2 separate regions of the Homo sapiens genome follow, and region 2 is linked to region 1. Evidence: chromatin loops called from intact Hi-C (ENCODE). Cell type or tissue: OCI-LY7. All regions are shown on one strand. Each heading gives the region's core, and the rest is flanking DNA. Links, peaks and the distances in the headings are about the cores only.

Region 1 (10,656 bases), core at 954-8,953:
TTTATCAAGGTCACTAGATAGATACAAGGTCAATATAGAAAAATATTTCTATATACTAGCAGCAAACAAAAGAAAATAAAATTTAAATAAATACTATTTATAGTGACATTACAAATACCAAATATCTGGGCATAAATCTAAAAATGCCATATAGGACCTCTACACTGGGATCTAAAAACAAACAACCAAACCACATGTCTCAGAGAATTCAACGAACGCTTAAATAAATGGAGTCAGCATGTTTCAAGATTGGTTGTTAAAATGTCAATTCTCTCAAATTTTTAAAAAATGGTAACTGATAAATTGAATCTAAAGTTTATATGTAAATGTAAAGAATCTATATTAGCAACGTCGATGTTGAAGAAGAAAATGTACAGAAGATTACAGCACATAATATTGACTTACTGTAAAGTTACAGTAATTAAGACACTGTGATCTTCATACAAGGAAAGGCAATAGACCAATGAAGAGGAGATAGTTCAAAAACTGATCCACAAATACACATTCACCTGATTTATGACACAAATGGCACTGCAATCCTTGGTGAAATAATTGTCTTTTCAAGAAATGGTGCTGGAGAAATTGGATGTTCTTAAAGAAAGTAATGTAAAGTTTTGACCACCTCACAACATAATAGATTAGGCTAAGGGAAATTGGAATTAGGGGTTTAAAATTTCACGTAGAGTCCTTAGGGTAGACTTTTTTAGGAAGATAACACGAGGAAAGATTAGGAGTTGAAAGAGGCAGCCGTGAGGGTATCTGGGGATGGACAGTTTCAAGCAGAAAAAGCAGAGACCTTGGCACGTACTGGGGACTGTGAGAGGGCGGTGGTGGTGGAAACAAAGGGAGGGAGGGAAATAGTGCCGGAAAACGAGCTCAGAGAAGAAGCTCCCTTTGTATGAATTTAAGGAGGATTTTGGCTCTTAGAGTGAAATAAGAAGACACTACTGAGTTTTGAGCACATGAATTACATGAATGAACTTAAGTTTTAAGTAAGATTATTCAAGGATCCAGGTGAGAGATGATAGTGTCTTGAGCTAGGTGGTGGCAGTGGAAGTGGTATGAAAAGGGGATGTTTAGAAAGCAGGGTCAACATGTTTTCCAGTGGGTTGTGTGGGGCGTGGAAAAAAAAAGTATTCAAGGCTGATTGCCAAGGATCATGGCCTGAGCCACTATAAATATGAAATTGCTGTTAATTGATATGGGCAAGACTGAAGGTTAAGCAGGATTGGATGAAATTCGGACTTTAAATTTGGGCATGGCAAGTTTTAGATGTTTATTAGACAGGTAAGAGGAGATGCCAAGCAGACAGTGGAATATTCAAGGCTAGAATTCAGGTATGAGCGTAGATCGATCCATGAAACTGAATTAGATGGTCAAGGAAATAAATAGAAATACAGAAGATAATAAGTCCATAGATTGAGCCCTTGGGGAACTCCAAAACTAAAGCTGAGAGATGAGGAGAACTAGCAGACATGACTTGGCAGGTGTGGCTGGTGGGGTAGCAGGAAAACAGAAATTATGTGTCTTTCTGAAAGTCAAGTGAATAAAGTACATTAAGAAGGGAATGCTCAATTATCAAATGCTGCTGAGAAGCCAAATGATGTGAGAACTGGAGTTGACCAGTGGGTTTGACAATGTGAAAGTCATCATGACATCTCAACGGAGCCATGGGGCATACACATTATCGAAGAGAGTTTAAAAGGGAAGAAGAGAAGGGGAATTGGAGAACATAGGAACAGAAAACTCTTTGGATGTAGTTTCTGTTATAAATGGGAGCAAAGACATAAAGATGTAACTGGAAGGCAGCCAGGACAAGGGAGGACTTTATCTATTGACTAGAACAATAAAAGCATGTTTCAATGTTAATGTGAAAATGTAAATAGAGGCAAAATACATAATGTATGAGAAAAAGGGGTGAATTACTAGAATGATGGTTTCAGATAGGGAAAGAAGAAGAGATCCAGGGCACAAGTGGAGGAATTTTGCCTTCAGTATGGGAGCACAGATGGTTCTATTTCTAGGAACTTGGAGGAGGCAGGCTACATGGGACACATACTGTAGGTAGGAAGATGTGATAATAGACGTCTGTGGAAGATCTTTTCTAATTGATTCAATTTTTCTTAAGTAGGAAGCAAGATCAGGTCAGAGTGAGAATAAAAAAGGAGGTTCAGAAGGCTTGAGGAGCAAGGAGAAGCTATGACAAACTTCTCTAAAAAAGTAGACGGGCAAATGGACTAGAAAAATAAAATACGTTTGTCAGGTCCACACAAAGTATGTGATACAAATTTAAAGTGAAACTAGTCAGTGTGGTTGTTCATTTTCCTTCATTTGCATGCAGCTGCATGAGTGCAGTGCAGAGTAGACAAAGAGTCTGGAGAACCAACGATGTGATTCTGCAATTCCGTAACAAAGTGAATGGGGGAAAGGACCTGCGTATCCAAGGAAGTGGTTACGGTGATTGGGCAACTGGTTTGTAAGATGGTTAAGGATGGAAAAGAGGACATCAAAGGAAAGGGGAGGGGCAAGAATGAGTTATTATGACCAATGCTTTAGAGATCCAGGTGAGTTCAAAGAATTGTTAAAATTAATTTTTACAACAACCTTAAAACATATATATTTTATCTCCATCATAATGACTAAAGAATTGAAGTTTAAAGGGACTAAGTAACTTCCTGTAGGCCTATAATTCCAAAAACGTTTGCCCTCAGAACCCCTTTGCATTTAGAAAAATTATTGAGGATCTGAAGAAGCTTTTTTCTTTTTTTCACAGAGGTGTATCTATTGATATTTTAAGATATTTGAAATTAAAGCTGAGAAATTTAGAAAACGTCTATTACTTCATTTAAAAACAAAAATAATTTATATTAAGGTAAATTAATATAAATGACCCGTTTCTTAAAGAAAAATACCTATATTTTCCAAAAGAAAAACATAGTGAGAATGACATTACTTTAAATGTTTGCAAATCCCTTTAATGCCTGTTTTAACAGAAGACGGCTAGGTTCTCATATCTGGTTCTATATAAAATCTGTTGCAATATGTTGTTTTGGTTGAAGAATAAGTAGAAAATCTGGTCTCATGTATTGACTATTTTAATAGTATTTGAAACAATTGTGGATATTTTTCATTGACATTCCGTCAAAGCTCTACATGTGATACTTTCTAAGGTTTAGTTGCAATGCGGAATTTTAAACCATATCAATGACGTTTTCATTCTGTTACATTAAAATCCCTAAGTCTAACTTGCATTTTAAATTCATCTTTTATTCATTCATGATTTTATAACATCAAATATGGGTTATTTGGAAAATTAGTTCCTGGAACCATGCAGCTCTTCCAAATATTGACATATTTTTTACTATAGATCATGAAAAAACTCACAATTGTTAATATCACCATTTATTTTTATCAGAAAAAAAATTGGGAAGCTTTTAGGCTCAAAGTGGTAAACAAAAGTTATCCAAAATTCTTAACTTTCACTTCAGTGCTTGAACTTTTTCAATGGCAATAAATATAGCAATTATTTTCTTTAAAATGACAAGCTAGTAGTGAGCATTCTGTAAAAGACTGCTAAGTATCCAAGTCTGAATAATCATAGTTTGTCTGGCAATCATTATTTCATGTTGGAAAAAAGTTTGCTCAGTTTGTAACTCCAACGATCACATGAGTATTTTTTTTCTTTGAGACGACCATTACGCTTTGGCATTCAGCAGAAAGTGGTTTATGCACACTTCCTATTTTGTCACATAGAATATTTAAAAGGCATCTATTCAATAGTGGAGATTTTATTAAATCAATAATTATTGCTGCTTCACTGAGGACACACTGAACTTCTTACTGAAATTTTTTATGTTGGCCAAATTATGGTGAGGAATACAATCACTAGCAATACTGTTTGGTGCCACTGCCTTTAGTTATGCAAAACTACCAGAAACTTTATTCACCAATATTTTTGGATCACTAGGGAAAATGTCAATATATGAAAAGGGCAAATGATATCTTAATTTCAGTATAAAAATCGCATCGACTTCATGGACCCCTGAAGGAGATCTGCAGACCACATGTTAAGAAGGACTGCCCTCGGAACCTAGATTCAAACACGCATCTATCTGATTCTAAACCTTGAATTCTTAATTACAGAGCTATGCTGGCTTCACTCCATTCGTTGTCCATACTAGAACAAATAATTTATCATTTCACCTACTCTTTTGCCAATATCCTCCCCTCCCACTGTCATCTTCTTCCGCCACCTTGCTCCGAAAATTTCCAATCTGAATGAATCTATGCCAATTTAGCTGCTAAGCATACATGGAAAATAAACAGGGTGCTCCTCTGAATGTGTGGTGTCACTGTAACATAAGCCCTCCACATCTTTGCTTGAAATTAGTCTATATTCCTAACCGATGAATATGGAGATGTCGGGCGCTATCTACACGAAAGGCAGGCGCTATCTACATAAACGCAGAGTGCTAGATACCCAGTCAATCTCATTTTCACCTGCCACTAGGTGGCAGTGAAGACACTGGCAAATAATGCTATGGAAGAGGGCTCCCTAACAAGCCTGTATATTTTAAATCCTTAACATCTGCTTCTAGATTATTTTGAACTAAGAAAAAACAGGGTTTTTAAAACTACTAATACGAAATCCCTCTTACACTTAAATTGTGCTTTAGAGTTCATAAGATCTTATTTCAGACACCACTTCTTAATCATAAGGGCTATGAATATATATTTTTTTTTTGAGACGAAATTTTGCCCTGTCGTCCAGGCTGGAGTGCAATGGCGCGGTCTTGGCTCACTGCAACCTCCGCCTCTCGGGTTCAAACGATTCTCCTACCTCAGCCACCCGAGTAGCTGGGATTACAGGCGCCCGCCACCACGCCCAGCTAATTTTTGTATTTTTAGTAGTGAGGGGGTTTCACCATGTTGGCCAGCCTGGTCTGGAATTCCTGACCTTGCGATCTGCCCACCTAGGCCTCCCAAAGTGCTGGGATTACAGGCGTGAGCCACCGCGCCCGGCCGAACATTTCTTATTATGAACCAACTAGGTCCAGATTAATGACATGCCTTTTACTAAAAAGCAGAATACAGGATAAGCATGTCTAAGTTTAAAACTACAGAAGTTTAATATTTACTCATTCTATATTGTTAAGGGCAGAAATAATTAAGAACAGATTATCAAAAAAGTCAGATTCTACTGTTATATACCTTTAAAATGTGTACATGAATAGAATACATCTGAAAAGATGGGTTCAAAATATTAGTAATATGTATTTCTGGAATGGAATTATAGTCTCGTTTTGTTTTTGCTAGGGTTTTTATGGCCTTTTATTCTTCTGTATTTTCAATTATCTCTAAAATAAAGTAGACAATTTATTATAAAATTTTAAAAAAAGGCAAAGTTACAACTCGAACCTAAAATGTCCGGCTTCAAGTTAAAATCCTTTGACAAGACCCCACGATATGCAATACATAAAGGAAATATCCATCCCTTTATCACCTATCTGAAACAACTGAGACATTTATATCCAGAAAGGTATTTCATTGATCTGAGAAAACGTCAGTTCCTCAGCAGAGTTAACAGTGCATTTCCTCCTATTCCAGGGCTCATCCTGTTGTGGCACATGCCCTGCATCCGGATCAGCTGCACACCCAAAGCTACTCCTGAAGGAAGCAGGAGAAGCAGCTTCTCCTGTCGCTTCTTCCACACCTAAGGCTGATCTCCAGCTACAGCTCTGTTTCATGTGCCTCCAACTCCTCTCCGTTCCTCAAATCCAATGCCCTCTTACATTTTTCCCCCAATACCTTATTTAAGTAAGGAAAGAGCTGAGAAAACCTGTATCACCTAAAGCAGTGGTTCTAAACTGGGTCATTTTGTCCCCCAGAGGACATCTGGCAATGCCCAGAGATAATTATGGTTGCCACAACTTGGGGAATAGTGAGGTTACTATTGGTATCTACCGGGTGGTGACCAAGGGTGCTGCTAAACATCCTGCAATGTACAAGACAGCCCTCTGCCCTCCATGAAAAGACAGAATTACCTGATCTAAAACGTCAATAGTGCAGAGGCTGAGAAACTATGTTGCAAAGAGTGGACTTAAATTTTAAAAGAAAATACATGGGAGACAGGATTTTTTGCGTCCTTAAAACCCCTAGTTGTAAATTCCTTTTGAAAATCTCCAGTCACAGAGCTGACAGTTCCTTCAAGTTCTGCTTCTTCCCACAAACTAGCACTGCTCCATTCAGCAGTTTGATTAGCCAGTATAGGTTGCAATTTCCCCATCTATACGGTAAGAAGATTGCATTCTTCTTACCATCTAGATGGTAAGAAGTTATTCTAAGATAACTTCTATTTACAGAATGTAACTTCTAAATATATTTTTAATATTTTGATACTTGTGATGCATTTCCAAGTAAAAACAGTAGACGGACTCTAAGATTATTTGCTATAATAACACTGTTGTCCTTTTTACCTTGCTTGATTTCACCTAATAAACACATTATAAATGCAATGCTTAGAAACACCACCCTTAATGGTCACAGAACAAAACTTCCCAGTAAGATCCTATTTTAATTACAAATGTAAAACATATCAGGAAAATGTTTAAATTTAAACCTTACTTTTCACTTGGTTCTACATGATTTGCACAGGGGCCATATTTGTATTCATAAACAAAACGTGGGATGTAATCAGAAGTAATAGCAATTACAAATGCATTGGTGATCACAGCCAATATACCGATTCCTTCGAGAATTCCAAGCCAGATACCTGGTAAGAGAAAGATTAATCATGGTGAACAAAAATGAAGAATATGAAAACCCTGTAATTAATCTTATTTTGGAAATAATGTTTTACTTATGTTGGAACCACAGCTCTGTCCACTATGTGCTTTCTTATTATACTATCTCAATACAGACATTATAGCTATCGAATACACTTTTTCCACAAAGAGAAGATATATCTCGTCTAGAAAGATTCAAAAATTGAAATGCCATTAGGACTAGGTTCATGTCTGCAACAATGAGACATGGCACAGGTGCACAGGTGCACAAGATATTTCAAAGTCTAATTTACAGAACTTGCTGAGGCAATAAAAATAGTACATAAGAATCTTCAAGTTCTTCATGGTTATGCACACTGTGAAATATCTGCATTCACTCTGGGGTTTGTCTTTATCTTTGTCAAATGTCTTTTTAAAGTAAAAATACAAAAAAAGCAAAACTAGTCTGGTGGTAAGAACTGAAAAGTTCTAGTAGACATTTTTTACTTCCTAGGAGGTCAATCTGGCATCATGAAAATACATACACACAAAAAACTTTTGAAGATGTATAGTATATAGAACTAGTATACTATTCATTATAGTCAAAACTAATGTTTTCAGTGGGATTAAACTTAGTTTTAAAAATATGTATGAGAAAAAAATATCCTGGAAAAAATGCTCTACAGCACTAAAGGTGATTATGTAGCATGCCAACTTTCTTTCCTCCCACACTTGGCATTTCAAAATTTTTATGAAGTACTACATTGATTTGTAATTAAAAATAATAATTTAAAAACATGTTAAAGTTTACTTGATGAGGAGATCATAAGACAAGAAACCGATAAAAATCATATTTGAGTACATTAAAATTAAACATTTATTTGTACAAAAGTCACAATATTTAGGCAAAAGAAAATATTTTGGGAGAAACTATTTGGTTTACAAAAACCGACAAAGGGTTAACATGCCTAGTATACAAAAAGATCCTAAGATGTTAATAAGATAAACCTAGAGAAAAATAGACAATAAAATGAGCAATTTGCTTTCTGAATTAAAGTAACTGATAAAAAGAAGTTTAAATCACTAGTATTCAGAGAAATGGCACTCAAAAATAAGATTTAAAAAAATCCAATAGATTGACAAAGATTTGAAAGTCTTACAAAATCTAATGCTATTTAGGGATTGTGGAAACAGAAACTCCTTTACAGTGTGACTGGAAGTGTGACTTGTTACAACATTTTTGGTAATTAATCTGATACATCTTAAATTAAAATATGCAAACATTTTAATCCTACTTATTGGGATCTATACTACAGATACACTATGCAAACACATATATATGATATGTACTACATATGTAATAACTATGTACATATTTATATTTATAGCTATGACTGTATGTTTATTCCTGCTTATAGTGGGAAATAAGTAAATGGTTATAAAATTTATGGTGTATCAGTATTATGAATATTACTATTCTATTAAAATAAATTAGATGAATATGTTTTGAGCTGGAGAATGTTCATGAAGAAAAAACAATGCAGAATTCTACATATGTGTACAAATATATTTTTTGTATATTTCTATGAGCAAGAAAAACAATGGCAAAGGATAAATGCCAAATTGATAGCACTGATTCCCTGAGGTAGAAGAGAAATATAAAGGTGAAAGATTACTAACTGTTTTCTTTATACACTTTCGTGTTGTCTGGCTTGAGCAAAGTAAAATCCAGTAGTTTAGAAAACACTTACCTATCTATGGGAAGGTATAGTAAATGCTCACTAAAGCTGAAATGGAAGTTTTTTAAAATTTATTTTCTAGATTTTCTTTAATGTGCTTATATTATTTTTATTTAATTTTAGGTTCTGGGGTATATGTGCAGGATGTGCAGTTTTGTTATAGAGGTAAACGTGTGCCATGGTGATTTGCTGCATCTATCAACCCATTATCTAAGTATTAAACCCAGCATGCATTAGCTATTTTTCCTGATGCTCTCCCTCCCTCTGCCCCCCAAAAAGGCCCCAGTGTGTGTTGTTCCCCTTCTGTGTCTATATTGTTTAAATAATGAAATCAATAACATCACCAAATTTAAAGGACAGCAATAATTTTAGTTGCTTAAAATATGGGAACTCAAATTGCATTGTATTCAGTCTTTACAGATAAGTATATTTTAAATAAACTTTGATGACAGTATAATATATAAATGGGTAAAATTAATTAAAAGGATAACCTTGCAGTATTAGCCAGAAAATCTCCCCTCCCAAAAAAAGACATGTGGAGCTGCTTTCCAATATAGTTGGAGTTTTTATTTAAAAACTATAGTTTATTAAAGCAGTATATGTAATAAGTAGCTCAATGGGAAAAGTGGATTATATAAATATAATTAAATTTATAGAGAATGTAGTATAAAATAATAGAAACAAAATAAGTTCAAAAATTGAATTATTTAATAAATGGTTTTGGAAAAATTGATTAAGCATTGGGGAAAAAAATCCTGGACCTCAATTTTATCAACAACATATTCCAGATAAATCAACAATTTAAATGAACAACAATTAAATGCATCAACAATTTAAATGAAATAATAAAATGACAGCAAACAACAAGCAAATACACAAAACAGAACAGACATATCTAAATAATGAAACAACAATAAATACAACAGGTGAAAAATCATTAGTTCTAAAGTACCTTTTTAAGAATGTCAAAAATAATAACTATGAGAGATATATGTCAATTGGATTATATATAAAATTTAAAACCTTATCCAAAATAAAGTGAATAAATTGAAAACCAGCATCTCTGTTTATATATATATGTACACACACATATATTTATACACACAGTTATAGTATGTATATATGGTATGTGTGTGTGTGTGTGTGTGTGTGTGTGTGTGTGATTAGTATTCCCAATAAATATAGGGCCAGATTACCAAATCAGATTCAATGGCCACCAAATGACCAAAGAACATAAACACAATTAGCAAAGAAGGAATACAAATATACTTAATCTCACGGTTAGAAAAATGCTAGTAAATAGAACAACAAATTTTTTCCTCTTCAGATTCTCAAGGATAGAACAACAATCCAAAAATCCTTTTTATATTTGGAGTTGTTGCAGAAATAGAGAAATGTACTTATGATGACAGTGTAAATTGGCACAACATTTCTGGAGAACATGCTGCCAAATTACATATCAAAAATTTAGATGTGCATACTCTTTGAACAGGTGCTCCAGTCTAGAAATGTATCCTGAGGAAATAATCTGGCAAACTATATGTGAATATGATCACTTCAGTATTGTTTATAATAGCAAAGTACTGAAGCAATCTAAACATCTCTGGCTAAAGTAGTATTTTTAAAAAATGTCATATACATATCATAGAAATTTGTGCAGGAATCATACAGAATGAGGCAGAGCTGTGTCTATTAACATGGAAAGGTATATATGAAATCCGTTTTAGTTATGACCAAGTTTATGAAATAGCATATTGGATGTAAACTTAATCTCAACTAAATTAATGTTCCTTTTATTATTTTCATAACTAAAAATGTTAAGTTTTGTTACGGTTGGAAGGGTGTCCTCACAATAGAAAACCACATGGTGCTAAGTAGGACCAGCTTATGTTGTCTTAGTGCCTTTATGCTGCTATAATAAAATACCTGAGACTGGGTAATTTATAGCGAACAGAAGTTCCTTGCTGTTTTGGAGGCTAGGAAGTCCTAGATAAATGCACCAGCAGGTTCAATATCTGGAGATGGCCTTGCTTCCAGCTTCCAAAATGGCACCTTGCTGCTGTATCCTCTGGAGGGGACAAACGCTGTGTCCTCACATAGCAGAAGGTAGGAAAGCGAAAAGGGGATGAATGCTGTGTCCTCACACCACGGGG
Region 2 (10,656 bases), core at 911-8,910, 130 kb after region 1:
CTTTAGGTTTTCACATACACTTCCTGTGAAGGAAGGGGTAAATGGAGTCTAATAGTGAAATATGGTTGGCCTAAATTTGAATACCACAATGCAAGGATCTAGCTTATTAATTTCTTGGGCCCTCACTAAGTTTTGCTTCTCTTAATTGAAAAGAAATATTTTGAGAATTAAATAAATATTGTCTGACACCACGGGGCACAGAACATAGTAAGTACTCAATACGTGTTTATAATGATATATGATTTATACTACTAAAAGTACCATCACCATGCCACCAGTGTAATCTAATACATTATCTACACTCTACTAAACCTTTATTGTGTTGGACGTCTTGCAAATCCAAGATATCACAGCACAATGCAAAAATAGAGCTTTAGGTTTATTTGCTACAATCCAGGAAAACCTAAGATAATTCTATGAAAATTGAAAATAAGTCTGGATTAAAGGGTCAAAGGAACTTGACTGAAGCACAAACTCTGCCAAAACAGCTGTGAAAGCAGGGCATGGGGTGTGTGGGTGGGGATGATAAGGGAGTCTTTTTTGTTTTCCTATCTGCAAAACTGGCTACTCTCTGTTCTGCTTCCCTTGCAGAGTCATTTTTAAGATGGTTTAATAATTGAATGTGAAAATGCTTTCTGAATAAAAAATAAATTGCAGTGATAATAAAACCAACAACATCCTTTCAACCTGCTGGAGAAGGGATGATCCTCAAAAGCTGGACAACTGCCTGTACATTATTTATCCCCTAATATGTACCGGTCAAAACTAAGCATGTGAGGAAAATACCTTTCCCACTTCAAGAAAAGAGAAGCACAAGTGAAACTAAATGGCCACGTTTGATTTCAATTTTCCACTTTTCAAACTGTCTACAGATTGAGTTTCCAAATTTTGTAATTTTTTTCAGTTTAATGTTATATAATTTTATAGACTTCTTTTCTATTTATTCCCTACCTCTCCCACATGAATCCACAAAGACATAGAATAAAGAGATTTACTTATTATAAGTAAAATGAAAAGGGGTGGGCTAGAGTAAGGTTCAAGATATTTTAATAATCATTTGGAATAAATGATAACTGAATTTTCATTTTATGAACTTACACAGAAAATAAGAAACACAAAAGATAAAACAAGTAATGACATATAATAGTGTTCATTTTTCTAGTTTACTTTTACATTTGACCAAAACAGAGAAAAGAACATTTTTTACATTATTAAAAATGTTTCGTTAGGATTTAGTATACGCATTTGCCATGATAGCTTTATATATAAACAGACATTTGTTCCAATTTTAATATACAGAATATATACTTTCCCAAGTCTCCAAAGGAAAGATTCTTGTTTAACAGAAAACCTACTAATTATGTAGTAGCAAAGTCTCACTAATTCTATAGTAGCAAACTGAAGCAAATCAAGAGATTTTATCAGCCATCCAACAATAAGCAGGCATATGCAGAGCAAAGACAAGAAAAACCTGCAGTTGTAAACTTGCAAATTGTAATATTCCAATGACTAATTTTATTAGCAAAAATGACTGGAAATTTGCTACATAGACCAGGACCAAATACCCACATGGGAAATGAGAGCTCATTCCAAATTAAAATATGTTAACCTGACAGAAAAATGTGACTCGGTTGAAGAGCATCATTAATTTAAAGAGGAAAAGCTATTTCAGTGCTAATTTCTTTAATATTCATTCTAATTTCAAGTTTTTTTCTCCATAATTTACTTTTCTTGTCACTCAATACTGCCACGCCTAAAATTAATGCTTAAAACAGATGGACATTTTCCCATTCTGATTTCTAAAAGTTTGAAATTACATTCAATTTTATTTGGTAAAGAAACTAGATTTATTGAATCATTTCCTAAGATGGTCTGTTATTCACACCATACAGTTCTAGCTTTTGTGTTATTCTGATTTGTAACATACATCCTTCAACATCATTTAATGGAGCATACTCTACCACATTCACATGCTTTATCTTTGTTAACTGGTTCTTTGGCAAGGTGCAGAAAACGGCCAAGGGTAAGAAGCTTTTTCTTTGAGCATTCATTAAATGGGAGCTGATTTCTTCCAGTTAAATAGTGACAAAAAGATTCAGATGGAAGAGTTTCTTCTGTCTCAGGGTAGTGGTTTGATTGACTCCTTTTCCATAGTTATTCTTACCACAATAGGTAAAGAGCTAATGTTTTGAGGTAAAGCTCTTCAAAAGTTCGTTTTCAATACTAGGATAAGAGCGGTACCTTCCGGGGTTAGAATGAGAGTGGGTCTGCAATTCAAAAGACGGTACATGGCCTTGGTAAAGCACCTCATCTCTCTGAACACTAATCTTTGCCACTTCTTTCAAATGAGAGAACTGGACTGAATGATACAGAAGGTCTTTGTCAGGTTTATTGTTCTGTTACTGTGGGTCATCATTTAAACATTGATCCTGGTCTTATAACTATTTTTAAAATTAAAATATCATAACATGTGAACTTGCGATTAAAGTCCTCCTTCCATAACATTATAACATGGGAAGATTCCAAGAATGGCAATGATAAATTGTAACAAAAAGATTATCAGATTTTAAATGTTATTCGATTTGGCATAAGTTATTTTGGAAATATCTTCGACAAATCAATAGAATTTTTCTTCCTATGATTTACAACTGCTGATATGGGGAATCAAATATCTTCTTATTTTTTTCAAAACGACAAATTTGTTATAAAGAAATGATTCATCACCCACCAACCTGCCCATTGATTTGCTCCTCCCGTCAGTGTAATAGCATTTTTTCCTGAAAAAATAATAGAAAACAGCTAAGGAAAGCCACAGGAAAATAAAGTGATACGAGTGAGTGACAACATTCAATCATATTGAGCATTTCTATACTCCAAGTTCCGTATGCTTAAGAAACTTAAGATGTTTGAAATAACCCAGCATACTATGAGGAATATCAACCTTACATTGTTTTAATTTCAGAATCTAAGATACTAATAACAAAGACACTCTAATAAATCAACAGACCACTTTTGAAAAAATAGAATTATTTTTAATTCTATTTATTGAAAGTCTGTCTTCTGCCACTCAATTTATACTAATTGAATTATTTTCTTACATATTATATAAGGCCATCCATCCATCCATCCCTCCTTCCATTTTCCCGTCCATCCATCTATACATCCATTTAATACGTATGTAATAAATACTTCTGATTTGCTAAGGAGTGTTATAACCACTAAAACTTTAGAGAAAAAAGAGGTAGGGTCAGTTTGTGCCCTCAAGAAGCTTCCTTGATAGTTGAGGTGAGAAGTCATCAGTTAAAATAAAATGTGAAAATGCAAGAATGGAAATACCCAGGAAAGGGAGCTCAATTAGTTTTTACAGGTGGAGGACAAAGGACACAGGGATGTTGCCCCAGAGGATATGTCACCTGTATTGAATCTTGAAGCATGAATGGGAGTAGTCTTTTGGGTAAAGAGGTTACACATGACATTCTAGACAAAGGTAGTAGCAGCATATGAGGTCGTCATTGGGACAAAACCAAGTATTATAAGATTTAGATAACTGCAACCAACTTGGTAATAGCTGGAGTATACACTAAAAGTTGAGGATCCTGATAAAAGAGTGGAGGATGGTAAACAAGGCACAGATGATAACGGGCCTTAACAGCTAATGCTGAGGTTTTTGGATGAAAAGCAAGGGGAAGATATTGAGTGTTTTAAGTAGAGGTATAGCATTTCTTAGAGAAACTAAAAATTAAGGTGACAGAATTAATTCATCTCTTAAATAATTTTCTCTACATGCTCATGTTGGAGCTCAGGAATCTGATATTCTCGCTCTTCTGAAATACCTCTTTATCCCCATCACTAAAATTCATTTCAGAGGATCAGTAAGCTCCTCTATGCTGTGGTACCTAGAAAGCAGGGTTAATAGGACAACTGATATTTAGCCCTAAGTATGTTATTAGCTGCTTAGAAAACTTGAAAACTTTTGGAGATACCATATTTCATTGCAGTCCCTTTCACTGCAAACTTTTGGAGATACCATATTTCACTGCAGTCATATTGCCAGAAAATAATTTTAAAGTTGTCCCTGCCATATTCCAACACTAACTTCAAATATGGAACATTGAAACTTGTTATATCTATCCGAAACTCACACTTTAAATACTTCTCTATTTTTTTCAAACATACACAAAAGCTTGTGTGCGTACTTCACTCAATTCTTACTGGACTGTAAACTCATCTTTTCTTCAGAACCACCGGTACATATATTGTCTTGCACTATTTTCCCTGATGTAACATACCTCTTCACTGATGGTCAATGAATAAATGAATGAGCCTTTGTTTAATTCACAGTTGCATTTAACTCTTTCAGTGCCAGAGAGTATTTTTCATTTCATAAACACTTACTAAATACAGTATTTTTTTCAAAAAAGCTACAAATATGGAAATTGGTATAAAATAATTTCCAGCATCAAATAAATCCAGGGACATCATTAAAAGGAGATAATGTTTACAACTGTAATTATCAGGAGTGGATATGGTTAGGAATATTATAAAATAATATGGAGAGGGTTGGTTGGCATTTGAACTAAACACTACTCTCTGTCTTTATTGATGGTAGTCTGAATATTTCTCTTAAACAATTAAAAAACTTTGAGAAAATGCTTTTGGAGAAATAAAGAAAATGGAGAAAGTCATACAAAATGAATATAAATACTTTTTAGAACACTTATATGGTAAGAACAAATAAAAATGAAAAATAATAGACTTAATTCTCCCTGTTGAAAACGAAAGAGACTTCTCCTCCCTTTCTCTTCTGAGAGCATTAACTTAAGAAAACTTGCCATTATAAGTACTTTCTCCTCTCTTTGAAATGTATATGAATTCTTTAGAAAATGCGATGGGCCTTTTGTCAGGATTTAGGAGCCGTCTTTTTAAAATGTAAACATGAAGGGAGGTAGCAGTCCCCTGTCCATTTCTGTGAGAGGTAGGAGCTTAACTTTGGCGGATGCCTTGCGCCAAGTTGCAGAACTACCTCCTGTCAAAAAGATATGAGAGGTTTTATTTCTCTTCCGTATGAAGCTAATTAACAGCCCAATTACCAGGTGAATCTATGATGAACTATGAGTGATGATACGGTTTGGCTTTGTGTTTCCACCCAAATCTCATCTCGAAGTGTAATCCCCAGGTGTTGAGGAGGGAGGTGATTGGATCATGGGAGCGGTTTCCCCCAAGCTGTTCTCATGATAGTGAGTGAGTTCTCACGAGATCTGAGGGTTTTATAAGTGTTTGGAAGTTCCTTCTTCATTTCTTCTCTACTGCCACCTTGTGGAAAAGGTGCTTGCTTCCCCTTCCACCATGATTGTTAAGCTTTCCAAGGCCTTTCCAGCCATGCAGAATTGTGAGTCAATTAAACCATTTCCGTTTATAAATTACCGAGTCTCATGGAAGTTCTTTATGGCAGTATGAAAACGGACTAACATAGGGCTACTTATTGTTTATTTTGAGAACACGCTTACAATAGGTTGTATTTGTTTGGCTATATTAAAAAAAATGAGATTTCCCTCTGTCTTTATAAATTTTAGTGAATTGACTATGATATGCATCACATTCTAGTTTAATATTTATTCAATAACGAAATGGTTTTCTTCCTTTTCTATCTTTGTGGAGAGGTTTTCTGGGTGGGGGAAATTTTGTTTTTATATTTTCAATATACTGCATATCTTTGATCCAGGAAGCAAACAACAACCTGTAATTCTCCTTAATTCTTCTGTATAAATGAACGTGCAGGGCCAAATCCTTTTCTACCTATAATCTTCCATCCTGTAATTTAGTAACTGCCTACTGTTCATGTACGGTGCTTTATTTTTCCCTTAATTTTTCATTTGAAAGGTTCTGCTATTTTATACCTTGTGTCAAGGCTGCAGTCATCTATCTACCTATTACAACAATCACTTCATATTATAAGTAAATGATTGTCTCAACCACTGTTTCCAGCCAGAGTCCAACACAGTCAATGGCTACATGTGGAGATGCCTGTGGGACTAAGTGAGGAGGACAGTTAAATGAGTGAAATCCTGACCCCCATGCTCCTATTTTATAGATTGGCCTCCCTTTAGATTTTATATTTCATATTATTTTTGCATAAAAAGTGATCTAAGTTTAACCCCAATTATGATAAAAATGATTGCTCTTAATGTTTTTTTTTTGTTGTTGTTGTTGTTGCTGTTTGTTTGTTTTGAGATGGAGTCTCGCTCTGTCGCCCAGGCTGGAGTGCAGTGGCGCGATCTCGGCTCACTGCAAGCTCAGCCTCCCGGGTTCACGCCATTCTCTTGCCTCAGCCTCCCGAGTAGCTGGGACTACAGGCGCCCGCCACTACCCCCGGCTAATTTTTTGTATATTTAGTAGAGACGGAGTTTCACCGTGTTAGCCAGGATGGTCTCCATCTCCTGACCTCTTGATCCACCCGCTTCGGCCTCCCAAAGTGCTGGGATTACAGGCGTGAGCCACCGCGCCCGGCCGCTCTTAATGTTTTACAAATATAGCCCCAAATTTGCTTTGTTTAAAATATTTGTGGGAGAAAGAGCTTGACAAAAAATGTGAGGTTGGCCCTATCTGGGTACTCCATCTGAGAAGCCGCAGGATGACTGAATTGTCTTAAAATGTGCTGAACTCTCTTATGTGTGAGAGGTAAGCATGAATAGGAATCAGCTTTGGATCGCAAGAAAAATGCTAAAATGATCTGACATGTCTGGAATGCAGAAGACACAGGCTGAGTCCTTCCTGATATGACAAAAACTAGAAAATGTAGACTATTATAAACCTTTGAAATTGTCCTGGTTAGACTTGAAACATCAAGTCCAACATGTAGGTCATATTTACTTTAAAGAAAAGTCAAGAAAGTAGTGGCTAGAAAAATGTAGGCAAATTAAAATTTTACACATACATCCAAGCAGAAAATTTAGATAAAATGCTCAAGATTCATGTTTATGACAGAAGGAGGAAGAAAAGAACTTGCAGAAAGATTATAGCTAACAAATCTTGTAACTTCGTTAAATATGACAGGTAGGTTTCAAAGTTGAATAAATATGGAACTGCTCTGTATGAGTAAAATTTTGAATGCATAAATTTTTAAAAAATATTATCCTAAAAAGAGATACATATGTTTCCTATTTAGGTTATTATTTTATATAATTTAATTTTAAGGCAGTATTTGTTCTTGAATATGCTAACAATTGTCAATTGGAGACTAGATTGGCCATCACGAAAATAATTTGCCACTTAGTTTATGCTTGAATAGCATTCCTTTATTATGAGTTGGCTGCTATCCCAAATTTCCAGTGTACATTGTAAATAAATGACAAGTAGTTCCTAAGGAGTTAATGTTACATCCATTATTTAAACTGGTCTGGGAAGATCTTCCAAAAGAACTCCAAGCAGTTCTCAAACTCTTTTCTCAAGAACACCAGTATTACATGGAAATTAGGAAAAGGCTATACAATTTATAACTGCCTCTTGAAATTTATAAAATATATAAAGACTATTAAAATATTAAAATATCCAAGACAAGATTTCCTTACCATGGACATCACAAACATTTGGAATGCTTGCTAAAAATTTATATACCCAATCCCATTCCAAAGCTAATATGCCAGAATCTCTGGGAGCAGGTTCCAGAAATCTTCATTTTTATTACTTCCCAGGTCATTTTAAGGTGCTCTAAAGACTGAGAGCCACTTCTCTAAAAATATTTTCAGTAAATATTCTTATTTATTAACTCAGAAGTTCAGAAACAAATTTGGTCACAGTATATTCTTCTTTTAAGATCCTGTTGAACTACTAATACTTTGACACACTTTGGAAAATGCTGCATATTTTAAAATATTTTTATTGGTAAATCATGAGAATTTCCACGGTATTTTCTAAGACTTTCCACGATCACAATGCAATAATCATATTTTTTTGAAAAACATTATAAAGAAGAAACTTCAGGCAAAACACCAATTAAAAGGGATAGTAACTGCACATGTTCCATGTTTTCCCCCCCTTTTTCATTTTTTCCTTGGATATAGTAGAACTCTTCTTTTACATGCATTCCTACCAGGTAATTAAAAAATGAATATAGTTTTTTTAAAAATGATCTGAGTCAAGAAAACATCCTCTTCAAAATCTCCCTTGGGACAGAGCAACACTTGTGGCACACAGCCCAAAGACCTAAGCTCTAATTCATACAAAGGAAGGTCACTTACAATCCAGCAAGAGAATGTTTTTAATGTACTTCTTAGGAAGAGAAACAAAGAAATTAATTGTGATAAAGATTTTTTAAATCTAAGTTAAGGGAACAACAATTATTCCATCACTAAGAGTTCCTTGAAGTTTATTTGAAAAGGCAGAAATAAGGAAAAAGAGAAGAGGCCAAACGTGCTCTGACTTCCATTTTTTTTTAAATTAGTAAAATCCAACTGAGATGGTGGAAAGAGCAATATGATAAGTATTACACCATAGAATTGTGTTCCCATTGTCTCTATAAGACTTTTCCTGGATAGAGTACTGCAGAATGAACATGTGTTAAAGAAAGAAAAGCTATTTTTGAAACTATGAAAGTCAAATATTAGGGGTAAGGCAAACATTTGTTACCAATTGCAATAGACAAAGCAGTTGTGTTTCCCGAAAATTCACATGTTGAAATTCCAATACTTAATGGTTCTTGGAGGTGGGGCCTTTGGGAAGTATTTAGGTCATAAGAGTGGAATCCTCATGAATTGGAGGAGAGAGCAGAGAGCTAGCTAGCCCTCCTTCTACCATGTGAGGATACAACCCAAAAGAGGGCCCTCACCAGAGCCCAACCATGCTGCCACTTTGATCTCAGACTTCCAGCGTCCAGAACTGTGACAAGTAAATGTTTGTTGCTTAAGACATCCAGTATGTGGTAATTTGTTCTACTATCCCAAACCAATCAAGACACTGAGGTTGTATTTATAATTCACTATTCTATTAAATGAAAGTATAATCACATCTTAATAATAGGTGGCTGTGCCAGATCTAAGTAAAATAATGCCAACAACGGAAATAAAAAAATGGAACCAATCTTCTGGAATCATGGCAAATATCTGTTTTGTATGAAGTCTAGAGGAGGCAGGTGGAAGACATGCTCTCTCTTTGAGCATATTTTATACCATATTCATTCAGCCTGAACTGAACTTTATACTGATATGTACTGAAATGACATGCTTATGATAGTTGCTAAGGGCTTCCTCCTCTTTAATCTACAAGGAAATTAGTTTGTACATAAATTCAGTTATGATGCTTAGAAACAATGATGAATTCATAGGATGGGGCAGGATGAAGGATCCTGAAATTAGGATTAATTTATTAGATTTTTTCTTTAGCAATTTTGTCCTGATATTAGAAAACAGGTCATTTTCTTGTGTCATTCTTTTGCATCCTGTGTTTACATTAATGCAGTCAAATTAGAACTTGTGGAAAATATATACTTTTGTAAGAGTATAAAGAAAATAACTGAGAACCACAATCCCACTCATCAGAAGCAATCCTTTTTCATCTCTTATTATATTTCCTTCTAATTGCATTGCTATATATTTTACATGATGAAATCACCTTGTATGAATAATTGTATATGCTATATATTTTATTTAAAATTTTATATTTAATATTCCCCCAAAATCACTAAGAAATCTTTGTACCCATTCATTTTATAAACTATATTTCATTGCAAAGTTGTATTCTAATTTGCTTATATCCGCTAATAACATATTAAATATTTTATTTTTCACAATTATAAATTATACTTCAGTGAATATTTTTATACATGTTTCAACTATAATCATAAGATAGAAAGTGGAGTCTGAAAAGTTGTAAGGCTCACAGAAAATGTTTTCAAATTGAATTTCAGAATATTTTTACGAAGTTTGACTCCCACTATGAAAAAACAAAGGTGATTATTAACCATATCTATGCTAAATTTGAAGACTGCTACTTGTAAAATTATTTGAGAGTTTAAAATTTACTTCACTGTTTTTATTCTGCATGGTTTTGTATAACATGAATATGCACAGACCAGAGAATAAATTTGAGCAAAGAGCAAGTATTCCTGCCATTATCAGCATATTATTAATATTGTATATTATCATCTGTAATAAGTCCCAGTCAAGTATTTTAAAAGACTTTTTAGAAGGTTATAGCATGAAGATAGAAAAATTCCAGAACTCAAGAAATGTTGTTTAGCACAAATGCAAACTTACCTAGCTGTACTCTCAAAATTAGTTTATTAGGTGCTGAGGAATTGGAAAGAATATTATTTCCTTTATTTATCTTTTTTTAAATTTTATTCTTTTTTTGCCAAGATCCTTGAGGAACTATTTGCATATATTCTAAATATCAAGTCTATAGAGAATTTTTAAACCCTTAGCCAAGCATGAATATAAGCTAATTTAGGTGTTTAATTCTAATATTGTCAAGAGGATTCCTTAGTAGTTTCCAACACTTAATTTCTGATTTATGGGCAATGACTATGGTTGCATCTTTCGAGCCCTACGTGTTTTAAATGACTAAGAAGATGAGGCTCAATACCTCACATTTTACGTTGAATACTGTAGAGGCTTGTCACAATATTTGAGAATATCAGCACTTCTACCAGAGTTGGACTCT

What was found. A loop is a pair of places that touch in the nucleus more often than their neighbours do. Peaks named below come from ENCODE experiments on the same cell type or tissue, not always from the same donor. Only the 100,000 strongest peaks of a DNase experiment are listed, where the experiment ranks them.
Region 2: a loop joins it to region 1, with 2.9 times the contacts of the local background. A loop is called at or near these places in 8 of 110 quality-filtered maps.

Annotation. Positions count from the first base shown.
Region 1 is chr11:26,643,825-26,654,480 of GRCh38, reverse strand. It overlaps ANO3 (anoctamin 3), which reads right to left. Exons shown (of 27, transcript NM_031418.4): 24 at 6,625-6,772. Among named protein-coding and RNA genes, the nearest start is that of SLC5A12, 73 kb to the left of the region's middle. In OCI-LY7, for the core only: CTCF peaks have their summits at 4,293 and 4,498 (motif pointing right); a DNase peak (open chromatin) is centred at 4,510.
Region 2 is chr11:26,517,756-26,528,411 of GRCh38, reverse strand. It overlaps ANO3 (anoctamin 3), which reads right to left. Exons shown (of 27, transcript NM_031418.4): 7 at 2,733-2,777. Among named protein-coding and RNA genes, the nearest start is that of MUC15, 49 kb to the left of the region's middle. RefSeq lists enhancers at 4,279-4,838, 4,839-5,398. In OCI-LY7, for the core only: CTCF peaks have their summits at 5,124 and 5,328 (motif pointing left); a DNase peak (open chromatin) is centred at 5,321.